Regions from separate parts of the Mus musculus genome. Here region 2 is linked to region 1. Evidence: chromatin loops called from intact Hi-C (ENCODE). Cell type or tissue: heart. All regions are shown on one strand.

The links. Peaks named below come from ENCODE experiments on the same cell type or tissue, not always from the same donor. Only the 100,000 strongest peaks of a DNase experiment are listed, where the experiment ranks them.
Region 2: a loop joins it to region 1, with 3 times the contacts of the local background. A loop is called at or near these places in 2 of 42 quality-filtered maps.

Annotation. Positions count from the first base shown.
Region 1 is chr6:8,679,232-8,687,231 of GRCm38, forward strand. All of the region lies in intron 6 of Ica1 (islet cell autoantigen 1), which reads right to left. Among named protein-coding and RNA genes, the nearest start is that of Gm35621, 60 kb to the left of the region's middle. In heart, no CTCF peak of the experiment used is centred here; DNase peaks (open chromatin) are centred at 4,410 and 7,630.
Region 2 is chr6:8,818,734-8,826,733 of GRCm38, forward strand. No RefSeq gene overlaps it. Among named protein-coding and RNA genes, the nearest start is that of Gm38765, 16 kb to the left of the region's middle. In heart, no CTCF peak of the experiment used is centred here; no DNase peak of the experiment used is centred here.

The DNA of each region.
Region 1 (8,000 bases):
CTTAATGAATTCAAGTTGGCTCTGTTACCTGGATGCAGCTGGCACTAACCTTGGTTGGTCACAGTTGCTTTCTGGAAATTCTCCTGAGAGACTCCAACAAGTTAAGATAAAGATCCCTTCCTATTTCTGATTACTACAATCTCTGAATTTTTTTGTAATGGGGAGGTCGTCACAGTTACTGTGACTTTAATTTGCGTTTCTCTGATGACTAACGATGCTGAACTTTTCATTTTTACATGTCTTATATAATTTTAGTAATGTGTCTATTCAGAGCTTTTTCCTAGTTTTAAAAATGGGGCTTGTCGTCTGATTAGTAAGTAATAATTGTTCCTCATATGTTCTGAATACAAATCATTATCAGATATAACTTTGGAAATATTTTCAAGTCTGAAATTGCCTTTCATTTTCTTAATAGTGTTCTTTGAAATGAAAAGGTTTCACTTTTGGAGAAGTCCAATTTACCAAGTTTTCTTTTGTGCTTTGTGCTCTTAGTGCCTTAACAATCCCTTCCCTAGTTCAAGGCAACAGACATTTTCCCCATCCTTTCTCTTCGAGAAATTTAATTTTCTTTAAAAGTCATATTCATAGCAATTTCAAGTTCATTTGTTATTTATGGTATGAGATTGGGGTGCAGGCCTATTTTGTATGTGACAAACTAACTGTTACAGCATCTTTTACTTTTAAAAAGAGATCCAAGCATCCACTGTACCTTGTGTCTACAGCAAAATCAGTAGGTTATATACATGCAGGTTCATGTCTGGGTTTTCTACTCCCTCTCTTTTATTTATGGGTGTGAACATCCTTAGACCAATACCACACCATGGTGATGACTATTGGTTCTATTAAGTCTTACAGTTAAGATGTTTTGTTTTGCTGGGCTGTGTGTGCTGGAGACTGACTCTATCTATGGTTTGACATGCTAGTCATGTGCTCTACTGTCGAGGTACATGGCAGACCTGACTTTAGTCTTCTCACAAAATTTGGCTATTTCTGGGTCTTCTATACAAACCCTGCAGATTTCTACAGTAAGTCTTATGAGCAGATAAAGGTACTTGGTGCACAACTTTGTGATCTTGGGTCAATCCTTAGAACCTACAGAGAGTTAGAAGGAAAGAAGGGACTTCGTGAGGTTGTCCTTGACCTCCGCACATGTGCCATGGCATGCAGGCCCACACAAACACCATGCTCCTACACGCAATTACTCTGTAAGAAACTGTTGAAGCCAGGGGTGGCAGCATATTCCTGTAAGCCCAGCATTCCAAGGGAAGGCAGATGGAACTCTGTAAATCTGAGGACAGCCTGGTCTACACAACGAGTTCCAGGCCAGCCAGAGATCCATGGTGAGGCCAGAAGAGGGTACCAGATAACCCAGAACTGGGGTGCATGTGGATGTTAGTCATTGTGTGTGTGTGCTGGGCATTGTACCCATGTCCTCTTTAGGAACAGTTCTGCTAACCACTGAGCCATCTTTCTAGATCTTTAATTTTGATGGTATTGCAATTTCTAAAACTTTCATGGACAATTATAACTAGAAACATAATTGATTTTTATAATGTTATCTTATTTCTTGTGATACTGTTAAATTCAACTACCAGTTTTAAAAGTTTATTGCAAGTCCTTTCAATTGACTATAAACATCTCCATAGCATCTCTCTTTGTACAACGTTGCTTGAAAGTAAAGACAAACAATGTTCATCTTTCACATTTATGACTATTATTTATATTTACTATTTTTGTAGGAGGAGTGAGTCAGCATGTTCCGAATAGAACCCCTCTGCCCCCACCCCGCAATGGCCTATGCAAATGGCTGGTGCCAGCTGCACGTGACAGGCATTATGAACCAAGGGGACATGGGCAGAGGTAGAAAGGCACTCCTCACCAGCATCTGCTTCTCACCTGGCTGCCGGAGTCTGAGTCTCTGAGTCTGTGCCTTCTTACCCCCTCCCCCCAAGGCTCATTTTGGGGGGCTGAGGGCTATGGCGACACATTTTCATATTGATATGGTAATGTTGAGTGGAACCTGACAGGAGCAAACGCATATCTCAGCCATGAGATACATGCAGAAACGTCTTTGGTAGCTAAGCGTGTTAGATGTATTAACATTATCATCAGCACACTGAGTATTCATCTCTCTGTCCTTTGTTTGCTGAGGATTTTTGCCCTGAGCAGACCTGGATTGTATCAAGTGATTTTCCTGTCTCTGTTGTACCAACTATTTGATTTGCTGCTTTTGGTCTCCTCAGAGCTGGTTAAATTGATTGACTTTAAACTGACCTCACTCTTTAGAAACCGCACTCAGTCAAACTGTATATATTCCTTTTATTTTAGATGCTGTCAGGATTTTCTCATTGGTAGCTTTCTTTTTTTTTTTAATAGCTTTATTGAGACATAATCCACATGCCATATAGGTCACCATTTAAAGTGTAAAATTCAGTGACTTTCACTATATTCTCAGACTTGAAATAAGCATCTCTCAGTCAACTGTAGAACATTTCATTAACCTGCCCCCAGAAACCCCATGCCCATTTCTTTCCTTCTTTCTTCTTTCTTTCTTTTCTTTCTTTCTTTCCTTCCTTCTCCCTCCCCCTCCCTCCCCCCTCTTTCTTTTTCTTTCTTTTCTTTTCTTTCTTTCTCTCTCTCTTTCTCTCTTTCTTTCTTCCTTCTTTCTCTCTTTCTTCCTTCCTTCCTTCCTTCCTTCCTTTCTTTCTTTCTTTCTTTCTTTCTTTCTTTCTTTCTTTCTTTCTTTCTTTCTTTTTCTTTCTTTAAAAAAGACAAGGTTTCTTTGTGTAGTTCAGGCTGCCCTCAAACTTCCAGTCTTCCTGTCTCAGCCTCTTGAGTGCTGGGACCTAAATATTTTAATAATCAATTTATTATCCATATCTATAAGACACATTTCTGTATGTTGTTCTTCAAATGGCCTTTTCTGGTTTTTTGTTGGTTTGTTTTAATGGAGGCAGGAGAATCAGAAATTGTAGGCTAGCTTGTGTTTATCTCCAAAAAAACCAAACCAAAATGCGGAAAATAGTGTTTATCCCTTTTCCTTGTCATGTCTCCCATACAATGGCTGGAAATGTGTCGGTGGAAAGTCTTTTAGCTGCAAATGAGATAGATATGAGTCAACAGACACCCGGGGCCTGAAGCTGCCTGCACGACTATTCTTCACACATCTGCAGGATCTTGCTGTCTTCTTCCTGGTAGTCCATGGATTCCATCTTCTGTCCCTAACAATGCTGAGCACGGTGTCCGTATGAATGATGGTTTGCTTTCCCCTGAAGGCTAGCTTTTGGTTTCCTATATTGTTTTTTGTTTATAATTTCATTGGTTTATGCTTTGATCATTTCTTTCTTTCCACTAGATGATCTGTTTATATGTCTATTTTATTTAATTTTTGAGAAGAAAGTTTAGGTTACAGCTCACCATCATGCTCATTTTCTAAAGTTAATACTTAATGGTACAAGCATCCCTCAGACATTACTTTACTTTATTCCCACTACTTGGCTTGCTACTAACTTAAAATACATTCTGATTTTTCCCTATGATGTGTTCTTTGGATCAATGGGCTATTTGGATGGATGGTGTTCTATTTCTACTTATTTGAGAGATAACATAGGTAAATACTTACAACCGATTTACAGCTCAGATCTCTTTTAGTCTTAGATAATGTTCTTCATGATTGCAACTTTTTAGGGATTTATTTGGGAGGTAGGTGCCAGGCTCAGTGACAGAATACCTGTCTAGAATGCATGATTTAAAGTGGTTCTTATAGACAGCAGAGTTAAACCTTCATCTTTACAAGGTCCAGTCTCCTCCCCAGGATATGGCAGGAAAAATTTATCCACGAACTCTAACAATATGGTTACCCAAATAAGACATGTACATAATATATACACACATATAGCCGTGTGTGTGTGTGTGTGTGTGTGTGTGTGTGTGTGTGTGTGTATGTGTGTGATGTAGTGGCACTTAAGCAGTCATGAATTTGGGAGTAGGGTATGAGAGAGAAGTAGAAGAGGCAAGAGGGGTACCAATGTCAGCAGTAGTCATGTATAATGTTCTCCAAAAGTTAACATTTAGCAAGAAAAGATGACGTTTCTAGTATATTCTTCTAGATTTTATTCCATTTTATGGATAGAGGAGACTATGGGACATAGGAAATACGGCGAGAAGAACTGCTCAGCCTGATGCAGAGTCCAGGCGCACTCCTTCTTCCTAAGTTGCACATGGTTGCTGCAACACTGTCCTTATTCTATGCAGTAATGCGTTTCAGCCTTGGTTAAACATCACAGGATGATTTACTGTATCAAACTTGAGGTTGTAAAAATAGGACAGGATTTGCTTGTTGTGCTATTTCCGGCATCTCTGGGCTCTCGAGGCCCACTGGCACTGTGTCAGTCCTCGCAGACACAAGTTCTGAGGCACAGCTCACACACATCTGGTGACTAAATGTGTCTGACTACAACTCGAGCACATGCGCTCCTTCACACACCGGGCTTCAGTGTTTCTATGGGGCTCTTTCTTCTCTATGCAGCTTAAATACTTTTTTCCTTAACGGCCATAAAAGTAAAATGGGGGCCTAGTTGTTCATTCTGCTTTCTTGGCTGTCGTGTGAGAGTGAAATCATCTGAAATGTATTTTCTGGCTCTGTACACTGCAAGTCTAAGAAGAATGGCTAACATAGAAGCAATGAACTGTTAGATTCCTCTCCATGAGAGTAAGCAAGACTCCTTGCCCCAATTACTGCCTCCATGGCCGTGACAGGAGGGGCATAAGATGGGTGAGGAATATACTGTACTAGAAAATAGAGTTGGCCATGACTGGAGTCAGAAAGATCCGGAGTCAGCTGGAGAGTTTCCCAGTAGCCAAAGAAGAGCTAATCCAAACAAGTGCTGATGAAGCTAATCCAGGTAAGGATGAAACGACACCTATATTTTTGTCTATGAGATCTAGGAACAAATATGAAGCCAAATAACTTCACTGGTAATTGTAGAGAATACCTAAACCAATTCACTACTCTGGAAAAGAGAAGAGAAGAGAAGAGGAGAGGAGAGGAGAGGAGAGGAGAGGAGAGGAGAGGAGAGGAGAGGAGAGGAGAGGAGAGGAGAGGAGAGGAGAGGAGAGGAGAGGAGAGGAGAGGAGAGGAGAGGAGAGAAGAGAGAACTGTTTGAAGAAAGAACTGTTTGTTTAGCCTCTACTGTCAAACTGTCTACTCCTGATGTGCTGAGATACAAAGGAAAGCTAGCCATTCCTGAGTTATCCAAATGCTCACACACAGTAGGAAGATAAATTCATTCAAGTTACCAATTTCCAGTGGTGGGCTGACTTCCCAAGGTTCCATAATAGCTTTGCTACTTCAATGCTTTTGAACTTCAGACTAGTTTAATCATTAGCTCTCCTAACTTCACGTTTATTTAATTCCCTTCTTTCTTCTTTTCTTCCCAAGAAGTGTTCCTGAACACTTCAAAGTTCCCAGTGCCTGGATATGTGAGACCCAGTTGTCTGCTGTGTGAACCTGGGGTAACATTACTAGAGAGGTGAAGTAAAGGCCATGCAAGGGAGAGGTGAATGAAAAGTTTCCGGGCATAGAGGGTTTTATTTTCTATTTTAGGATATAGCTGTAGAAAGAACACCTGAAAAGATAGTGCTGGAGGAAAAATCAAGAAGAAATGAGGAAGGAAACACATGGCCATCAAGAAGGCAGCATTCTAAGCAGAGAGAATCAAGTGTAATGGCTGAGGGCTGGAGTACCTTTGGTTTGTTTAGGAATGGTCATCTCCTGTAGTTCTGTGTATCTTGTATCCCCGATCCTTCTACATCACTTATTAATGTATGTTTGTCTACAAACATAAAACATCTTCTTAAAATCAATGGATGAGTTTTAAAAGGTTTATTATAAAAATGATAAAATATGAATGGCTGTAATTGTACTTAAAAAGAATGTGTGTGCATGTGTGCATTTGTGTATGCATGTGTGTGTGTGTGTGTGTGTGTGTGTGTGTGTGTGTGTGCAGGAAGCACACCTGTTGACAGAAAGAAACAAGATAAGGTTGGGTGTAGTTCCTTGCCTCAATTTGAGACAGGGTCTTTCCATTGCATACTCCAGATTAGTTGGCCTGGCACAGCTGGGGACTGTCCTAGCTCCAACTCTGGTCTTTCTACAGGCACACTGAGATTACAGGCATGTGTTACTACGCCTGGTTTTACACAGGTTATAGGGACTTGAACTCAGGGTTTCACATTTGTATAGCAAACTCCAGGGAAGTATTTTGAAGAATAAGATATTTTAGAGGCTGGCAATATGGCTTAGCCAGAAACAGGGCTTTTCATAAGCCTGACAGCCTGAATTCAATCCCCCAAACCCACATAGCAGAAGGAGAGTGCAAACTTCTGCAAGTCATTTGTGCTCTGACCTCTACATGCATGTGCATTCTGCTCTGATAAATACATACATGTAAAGAATTAATTAGAGGACTTAGACTAAGAACTTTGAGAGATGTATGTTTTATGTATACAAGGAGGGGGAAGTTTGCAGGGTGGGTAACTCTGGTATTGGAGACTTACAAGTCTGCAATCTGCATGGGGGTAAATCTCAATGCCTGGGCCTGTCATGTCAAGACCCTGGTTAGAGAGAACAGCAGAGGCAGAAAAGTGTATGGGGAGCAGGCATGGAGGGGCAGGCCGTTTTCCATGAAGAACTGGACAGGGTGTACTGGCCAAGGTGACTTTTGATTAAAGGGGGCAGCTTGGTGGACAGGTAGATCTGAGAGAGAGAGAGAGAAAGCTGAAGTCAATAAAGAAGTGAAGAGAAGAAAGGAAAGGGAGCCAGGCCGTGTTTCATGCTGCAGCTGTGATGGTTATCAACACTTCAGACACAAGGATGTAATCGCTACTGATTTCATGTCTGCCTAGCCACGTAAGACCTTTAACACCTCGGCAATAATGAATGCGCCATGACAAGGGCAGGTTTCTAGCTACGTGCCATTTATAGGACAATAAGTAGCCAGCATCTCCACACACATGAACACCACTCACACTAGACAAATGTTTTGTGTCCACCTGGACTACCAGAAAGCCCCAGAGATTCAGCTCACCCAGGGATTTGTAAAGTATGTCATGTGACTTACACTTAGGCACATTTTCTAGTGTACATAGAAAAAAGGAAAGAATATAAACAAACAAAAAACAACTCCACCAGATTTCTTCTCTACTCTGCTTTCCAAAGTTCAGGGTTCTGGGGTGTTTTGATTAGGAACCAAAGGTCAAAGGGAGGTTGTAGGTTGAAGAGTCAGCTTGGAGTGCACCATTTTACAGCCATTTCATACTGCGCTTTCCTCACAGTAGAAAAGAGAAGAAAAGACCTGTGTAGGCTCACGTCTGCATTATACACTTCAAGGGAGCAGAGGTTACAATCTTTAATTTTATAAAGGGAAGGCGGTGTGCATTGCAGTTTGCAGGCATTCGAGACACCAATGAACAAAGGGAGGTCCCTGGAACCAGTGACTGGCTCTCCCATCCACCCAAGCTTTCCCAGTGCAGAGTACTGCATGCATGGTTTTCTCTGACGATGCTGCTCTTCGCCATCACTGATCCACATATACAGGCTCCCAGCGGAATAGCAGAACACCCCTGTAACATGCCTTTGTTACTATTTCAGTCGGGAAGAAGGAAACTGGGTGTTAAATGAATTAGGCAACGTGCCCAAGTGTACTCAACTGACAGTGGGTGGAGTCGGGATGGAAAAATCTAAGTTGGTTTCACTACATCACCGAAAACCTCTTAGTTTTGCCAGATCTCAGATCCAAATGATGGTGATGGGGCTTTGGGGACAACTTTCCCTTGCCATTTTGTTAACTGACTGTTAACATTCTAATGCCTTCAAAGTTTGGGAATCTGGCTTCTTGTTTGAGAACCCCAACTGTCACTCACTGTGGAATTGCATCCTCAGATACAGGATCAGAGGTACAAGGAGCCAAAGCAGACACAAATGAATTATGCCAACCCGT
Region 2 (8,000 bases), 140 kb after region 1:
TAGATTTTCCCTTTCATTAACAATAGATTTTTTTCTCACATAATATATCTGATTATGGTTTCCCTTTTTGCTACTAATCCCAATCCCCCCCTTCCCCTCCCATCCAGATCCACTCCCTTTCTTGTCTCTCATTACAAAACAGGCCTCTAAGGAAAGATAATGAGTTAATATAATGTATAATATAAAAACAAAACAAAACCTAACACATTGGAATTGGAGAAAAAAATATAAGGAAAAGAGCCCAAGAGAAGACTCAAGAAACAGAGATCCTCTTGTCCTCTTGCTTGGGAATCTGAGAAAAGCACTAAACTGGAAGCTATAATATGTTTGCAAGGGATTTACATGACTGAAAGGGAGAAGGAAAGATATATCAATAAAACATTTAAAAAGGTGAAATTAATACAAAAAGGGAAATAAAGAAAAGAAAAGAAAAGAAGAGAAGAGAAGAGAAGAGAAGAGAGAAGGGAAGGGAAGGGAAGGGAAGGAAAGGAAAGGAAAGGAAAGGAAAGGAAAGGAAAGGAAAGGAAAGGAAAGGAAAAAGGAAAAGAAAAAGAAATGAGGACATGTCTAAGTGGTAAGACAAGGAACATCCAAAGTTGTTACTGAGTTTGTTTTCTGTTGGCCAACGACTGCTGAGCATACAGCCTACCCTTAGTATAGTGTGTTTTCCGAGTGAAACTCCCTTGAAGGAGACTCAGATTTCATTTATAAATGGTTATTAATTAGAGATTGCTTCTAGTTAGGGATTGGGACTCATGGCTGCTTCTTTCAGCTCTGTGCACGCTGTCTCAGTCTCTGTGAGTTCACATGTATTTTGATCATATTTGACTTAGAGAGCCTTCTTTCTTGGTCCTCCATTCATTCTGGCTCTTACATTCTTTCTGTCTCCTCTTTTGTAGGCTTTCCTCTTTCCTTAATCCCAACGCTTATAAGGTAAGAAAGCTAGAATGTTCTTCCCTGTATGAGAAGTGGCCCAGCCATCTTCGAAGTATACAACAGCTCAGCGTAGGCTGCTGCCATGTAATGATAGCAAGGGACAAGACAACCTTAAGCACGGGATAAATGTGTGCCTCCTTGTTGTTGGCCTCCTTTCTGTAGCTTGACACTAAGGACAGATTTCATATTGATCCCTTCCCTAGTTGCTGTGAGAACAGCAGATGTCCTGGAATAACAAGTGGAAGAGAGAGTAGCCCAGAATGAACGAAACAAGAGCAGTAATACTTGGTGAGTCTCAGCTTAAACTGTGTTCTCCAATCCAGCTTTCTTAAAAGCTGCCTTGGAGAGTATTGGCTGTTTGATAAGCTTTATCTGGATGTATTCTACTTGCTATCTGTAGTTAAATGTTTACTCTCCGGGTAGGGAACACTGACTAATGGAGAGATGAGTGGCACCTTAGCATTCCAGCTAGGTTTCATTTCAGTATCCCAATGAAAGTGCTTTGGAACTACTTAGTTATTAGCATTTTTGATCATCTGTTTTATTAATGCAGAAAAATATTACCAACTTAGCATTTTTTAAAATAAAATAAAGCCTGTTTAATTGGTTAATTTTATATTAGTGGAAATATAACATACATGCAACAGAAGGTTACAACAAATTTTCAAATTCTGGCAAATGAACCCATTTAAAGAAATTTCTCATTCACCTCAGTATCTTTTAATGAATGAAACTGTACAAAACACAGGCTCTGGGCTGGAGGAAATGCTGAAGTCAAGTGATTGCTCATTTGTATCATAAGCACATGGGTGACCTCTTTGCCTGCATTTAGGCGTGGGACGCTCTATGGAAGCAACAGGAAACTTTGTTGCCATATAATTGGGGTGGAATATATTTCTGCAACATTGTTTAAACACCTGATAGTTTATTTCCCAAAGCCCAGAGAGGTGCCCAGAAAAAAACAAAACAACAGCAGGAGACTCCACTCCTGTGCCCCACCTTTGGGTGCCAGTAACTTTCTACTTGGTAAACATTTTTGCAATTCACTGTTCTAATCAGAAGTTCCATTTTTTTCTATGTCTACGAGAACTGTTCCCCCATGCCCCTGCAGTTACAGGTGTTCTTGAAACTTCAAATTTTATCTTTGAAAGTATATATTCTTTCTCAGATTTTTTTCTGTTACATTTCCTAGTTTCATCTTTAAATATACCTATAATTTTTAAAAGTAATATTTCATAACTTTATACATATATGTAATGTCAAAATTATACTTTAAAGTTTTTAGGTACATTCACACCCCTGGAAATAAAGGTTATAAAAATCACATGAAACTATATCCAATACATAGGATAATATCGTAATTTCCTGCAGAATCATTTTAGTCTGAGTCATATGGCTTGATTTAATTGATTTTGAAGTATCTGAAGATATATCAATACTTAATTGTCCCAGTTAGCTTTAACTACCAATTTATCACAGCCTAGAATCATCTGAGAGGAGAAACTATTTGAGGAATTGCCTAGATCAGATTGGCTTGCAGGCATGCTTGTATGGGATTATCTTGATTGATAATTGATGCAAGAGGGCTTGGCTTTCTGGATGACATCATTCCCTTGGCAGGGAGTCCTGGCCTATATGAGAAGCCAGCTGAACATAGGGTTGCCAGTCAGGGAACCTGCTAATAAGCAGCATTTTTAAAGAATGGTTTCTGCTTCAAGCTTCTGCTTGAGTTTTTGTCCATATTTTCCCCAATGATGGACTGTAACCTATATGATGAAATAAACATACTTCTCCCTTGAATTGCTCATTGGCAGAGTGATTTAATTCACAGCAACAGAAAATGAAACAGGAACACTAATGCGAACCACTTACTAACCAACAGGGTTAAATAGAACCTGCTGTGCCATATTCAATGGTTACTTCCAGGAAGAATTCCAGGAAGAATGGCTGCTATAGCTTAGTGTTCTGGAGAGTTTACATTCTGACAATGACTTTCCTTCATTTCATTTCATCAAATGGAGATGAAAAACATTGGCAGCTATTCCATTATAATTCAGATAGTTCAATATTTGAACTTTTTCTCCCTAGGTGACAAAATGATAAAATATTGTTTGCAAGTAATAACTGACATTTAATATAAATATAAATGATTTATGTTTGTATATATTATATAAATATAAAATGTCAGGTATTTTTAATAGCATAAATTTAATATGTTTATATAAAAAGACATTTACATGAGTATTTATATTTAATAATTATTCCAGAGATATTTGTCATTGACATTTTCCCTGGCATATGTGCACATGAACTACTTTGTATATGGATCTTGATATAGAACAGAAAAAAATAGCAAGCAACTTTATAATAGCACACACTTTCTATAAATCTGTCTCTATCTCTGTCTGTATGTCTCTGTCTTTATCTCTTGCTCTGTGCATGTGTTTGAGAGTGAGAGAGAGAGAGAAAAGGAGAGAGAAAGGGAGAGAGAGAGAGAGAGAGAGAGAGAGAGAGAGAGAGAGAGAGAGAGATCTGTGTGTGTGTCCCCATCCCTGCTTCTAGAAAGTTCTCATGTACCTCAGGCTGGGCTCTAGCTCAGCTCATAGTCAAGGATGACCTTGAACTATGGATTCTCTTGTTTCTACCTCCTTAATGCTGGATTGTAGGCATGCTTCACTCTATCTGGTTTATGCTATGTTGGGATTTGAACCTTGTGCTTTGTTCCTGTTAGCCAATCTTTGTGCCAAGAAGACCCCTGGGATTTTCTCTTAATGAGGCTATTTCTAGTTGGATGTATCTGAATTATACCTGGTACTTATGAAATAGTAAATATTTTAAATGAGAATAAATGAATTAACAAATGATTTTTAAATTTGAAATATATAATCTAATTAAATATTCTACTTTTTATAATAATTTATAGGATTAGACAATTTCAATTGCTGCATTATAGCATGATAAAAGCCATATGAAACTAGCCCAAAGCCAGCATCACATGGAAGAAGGAACCATATCTGGAGCAAGCAAGATGCTAACCTTTACCTGTTCAATCCACACAATGTTAGAAGTTTTGGCCACAGCAATTAGGCAAGAGAAAAAAAGAGTATCCACTCGAGAAAGGATAAAGCCAAACTGTCACTGTTACAGAGGAAAGGGTCCCAATTAGAGAAAACTCTAGATTCTACTGCAAAACTAGAATACTAACAAATGAACTTAGCAAAGTTTAAATACACAAGGGAGCGACCTGGGTGGAAAGGGGGACAAGGAGGGCAAGATGGAAACATTATCAGATATTGGGTGGGGGGGGGGAACAGAACTAAGGTCCTGAGAGAGATAGGAGGTGGGGGACCCTCCAGAATGTACCAGAGACCTGGGAGGTGAGAGACTCCCAGGACTCAAAGGGAGGGAGGGACCTTGGATGAAATGCCCTACAGTGGGAAGAGGGAACTTGTAGAGCCCACCACCAGCAGAAAGTGAGGGATGGGGTTGCCAACCCACAGTCAAAAACTCTGACCCATAATTGTTCCTGTCTGAAAGAACAGCAGGGACAACAATGGAGAAGAGCCTGAGGAAAGGGAGGTCCAGTGACAGGTGGGTTCCAGCTCAAGGGGAGGTCCCAAGGCCTGACACTATTACTGAGGCTATGGAGCACTCACAAAAAGGGGCCTATCATGACTGCCCTCTGAAAGACCCAACCAGCACCTTCAGATGCAGATGTTTACTTCAGAGTCAGATGCAGATATTTACACCCAACCAATGGACAGAAGCTGCTGACCCCTGTGGTTGAATTAGGGAAAAGCTGGAAGAAACTAAGGAGAAGAGCAACCCTGTACGAGGACCAGCGGTCTCAATTAACCTGGACCCCAGAGATCTCTCAGACACTGGGCCACCAACCAGGCAAGTACACTAGCTGATATGAGACCCTTAACACATATACAGCAGAGGACTGCTGGGTCTGGACTCATTCAGAGAAGATGTACCTAACCCTCAAGAGATTGAAGGCCCCAGGGAGTGCGGAGGTCTGGTGGGGTGGAGGTTGGGGGAGGGGACATCCTTGTGGAGATGGAGGAGAGGGGACAGAGGAGGAGGTATGGGATGTGGAACAGTTAGAGGGTGGACCAGTTAGAGGGTGGAACAGTTAGAGGGGATAAAATCTGGACTGTAAAAAAAGATTTAATAAAATTTTAAAAAGTTTAAATACATAAATGATCATAAAATATAAACAACAATTCTATATATCAATTGAGAATTATCTGAAAAAATACCTCACTTATAATAGCTACAAAATGAAAACTTAATAAAAAAGCAAGACAATACAATAAAAGCTATAAAATATTTTCAAAAGATACTGAAAATGAAATTAACAATGAAAATATATTCCTTACTCATGAGTTGAAAAATGAATATTATTAGACTGTCCACATATCACAAAGTATACAGATTCTAGGCACTCTCTATCAAAATAAAAAGGATATTCTTCATAGAGATTGGAAACAAATCATTTTCCTCCCAAGAAACAACCTTGACTAATGAGGGCAATCTTGAACAACAACAGCAACAAAAACCAATAAGGTAGTGCACAATTACATAAACTGACTTCAAAATATACCACAAAGCTACTGGTCACAACAGCACAGTATTGGTATCAAAGTGTAGGGATAAACCAATAGGTCACATTTCAGACTTCATTCATCAGGGATATATGGGAATTTAGGGGAAAAGAGGGGCAGGAATAGAGTCATCACATGATCCTGCAATCCTAGCATGAAGTGCAAAGCTAAAGGAAGTGGGAGTGCTTGGAAGGAATAAGGAATGTCTGTGCTCCCAGTTAAATTGCAGCCCTATGCAAAATAACCAAAACAACTCAGAAATGGAAATGAGTTCTCTCTTAACTGGTGAGTAGATATACTGGGAGACATAAACACAAAGGAATAGTCCAGTCATGAAAAGATGGAACTGTTCCTTGTAGTGATGCCCAGTTGTGGAGAACATTATGCTAAATGATAAGGCAGGCATGGAGTTAGACTGTGTGAACTTACTCAAACATGCAATCTAGAAACACTAATCTTCAGGAGACTAGGAAGTTAAATGGGGGTTACAAGAAGCTTAGGATTATAAAGAGGAAGGGAGAAAACTGGTTGTTATGTACTAAGATGGGAGAAACTTCTAGTTTGCTGTTATGCCTAGTATGACTGCAGATGGTTTGTATATCTTGGAAAAACTAGGACAAAGCATTTTGAATATATTGTCATAACATAATGTAGGACAGAGATGGGTTTATTCAGATTTGAATATTTTTACAAGGTACACACGTAAAGAAATATGATGTGGTACTCAATAATATACGCTTTAATAGGCAACTTAAAATACTTTTAATAGGCTTCAAGTCACTCTTGAATCTGGTAAGGTCAGGGATGTGGGACCAATGAGCTGAAGTTGGTGAGGTAATAGGAAATGTACAGCGAGCTGTTGGTAACGTAACATGCATTTCATACTGGCCTATGCTCTTCCATAGATGCTAGTCTAGTTAAATCACACGAGCACCCCACATAGAAGATGGTGTAGCTCGGTTTTACTGGGAAGAATATATGGGTTCTACGAATCAGGCAATTGCCCAGTATTATGCAGCACCAACGTGGTAGTACCTGAACTCGTACTAGCTTATTGGTAGTGGTCTTGAGACACTGGCTCTGTTCGGATTTCAGTACTGTTTTGTTGAAATACGATAGAATTTGCAAGTTGCTGGATGAGGTCAAGTTTGAGAAGGCTGCAAGGAGCAATGAAGTTACATGAAGACTTTAGGGAAACATGTTGACTAAAAGCACTGAAGTGATGCAAGGACATGGTTTCCAGGGCAGCTTATTCCATTGGTGCATTTGTGACTTATTTATTCAAAATTGATTTGGCATTTTCTACACGCCATGAACTCAGGATTCTCTGACTTGGTGTGGGCTCAGAAGACTTTCTGGTGCTGTGTTCTGTTTTCTTTGGCTCTCCAACATGAAACCTGTTTATGTGTTGATGCTGGTGCCTGCTTACTTAAGTCTAGATGGTAATTTGCCTCTACATCTGTAGCCAGGGGCTTTCCAGTTAGTCAGAGAGGTGGAAATGAGGAGAGGGAAGAGCTCAAGGAAGGGACTTGTCTCCACGTCTGCAGATAAAACCACCCAAGCACATTTTCCTGAGGCTGTGATGGTTTGCAAAGCTGTCTTTCATTTGGTATCTTGTGACTTTGAAAACCAGTGGCCACAGTGAAAAAATAAGCTACTGGGTGGCCTGGGGATACCAGGTGCTGGGCATCCATTTCTCTGTTTGCTTTCCTTGCTAGACACATTTGCTTAATGCAAGAGATGGCATATAATAATTAAGCCGAACTAAAAGTTAACTGGTTACCTAGGAAAAGAAGAGAGACTAGAGGAAATTGCCTAAGAGTGTGATAACATCAAAGTGCTACAATGTAATTTTTTGTAAGACCTTTGTGGTAACACCAAAGTGCTACAATGTACTTTTTGTAAGTCCTTTGTGGTGTCATCTTTAGTGGACATGAAAAGTCACGGTATGTAGATCCCACAGAAATTTTCTAGGAAGGCTAAGACTGGTACAGCCAAGAAAGCAATGCTTCTTCAAATGTCACATGGAATGGCTCCCTCTGGGATATTGTTAAGAGGCAGGTTCTGAGTCAGCAGGTCTGGAGCTGGCTTGAGAAGACATTGTCCCAAAGCTCTCAAATCAGGTCCATGTCTGTGGGGCATGAACTTTGTCACTTTATGTGACAAAGATGTAAAACTGAGGATGTTACTCCTTAGTTCTGGGGATTCACAAGATATTCAGTTATAAATCCACACACATGCATGCACACATGCACATATTTCTGGTGTGTTCATCCCAGGATTCTGGGCATATCACCAAATCACCTTTATTTCTTCTTTCCGGCACTAAATACAAACAAAGAAACACACACACACACACACACACACACACCCCCCAAAACCAAAACCATTTACAGTCATCATTACACGGCACTGGTTAAAGATTTCCCCCAGATACTATGCCTTTCTGCTCAA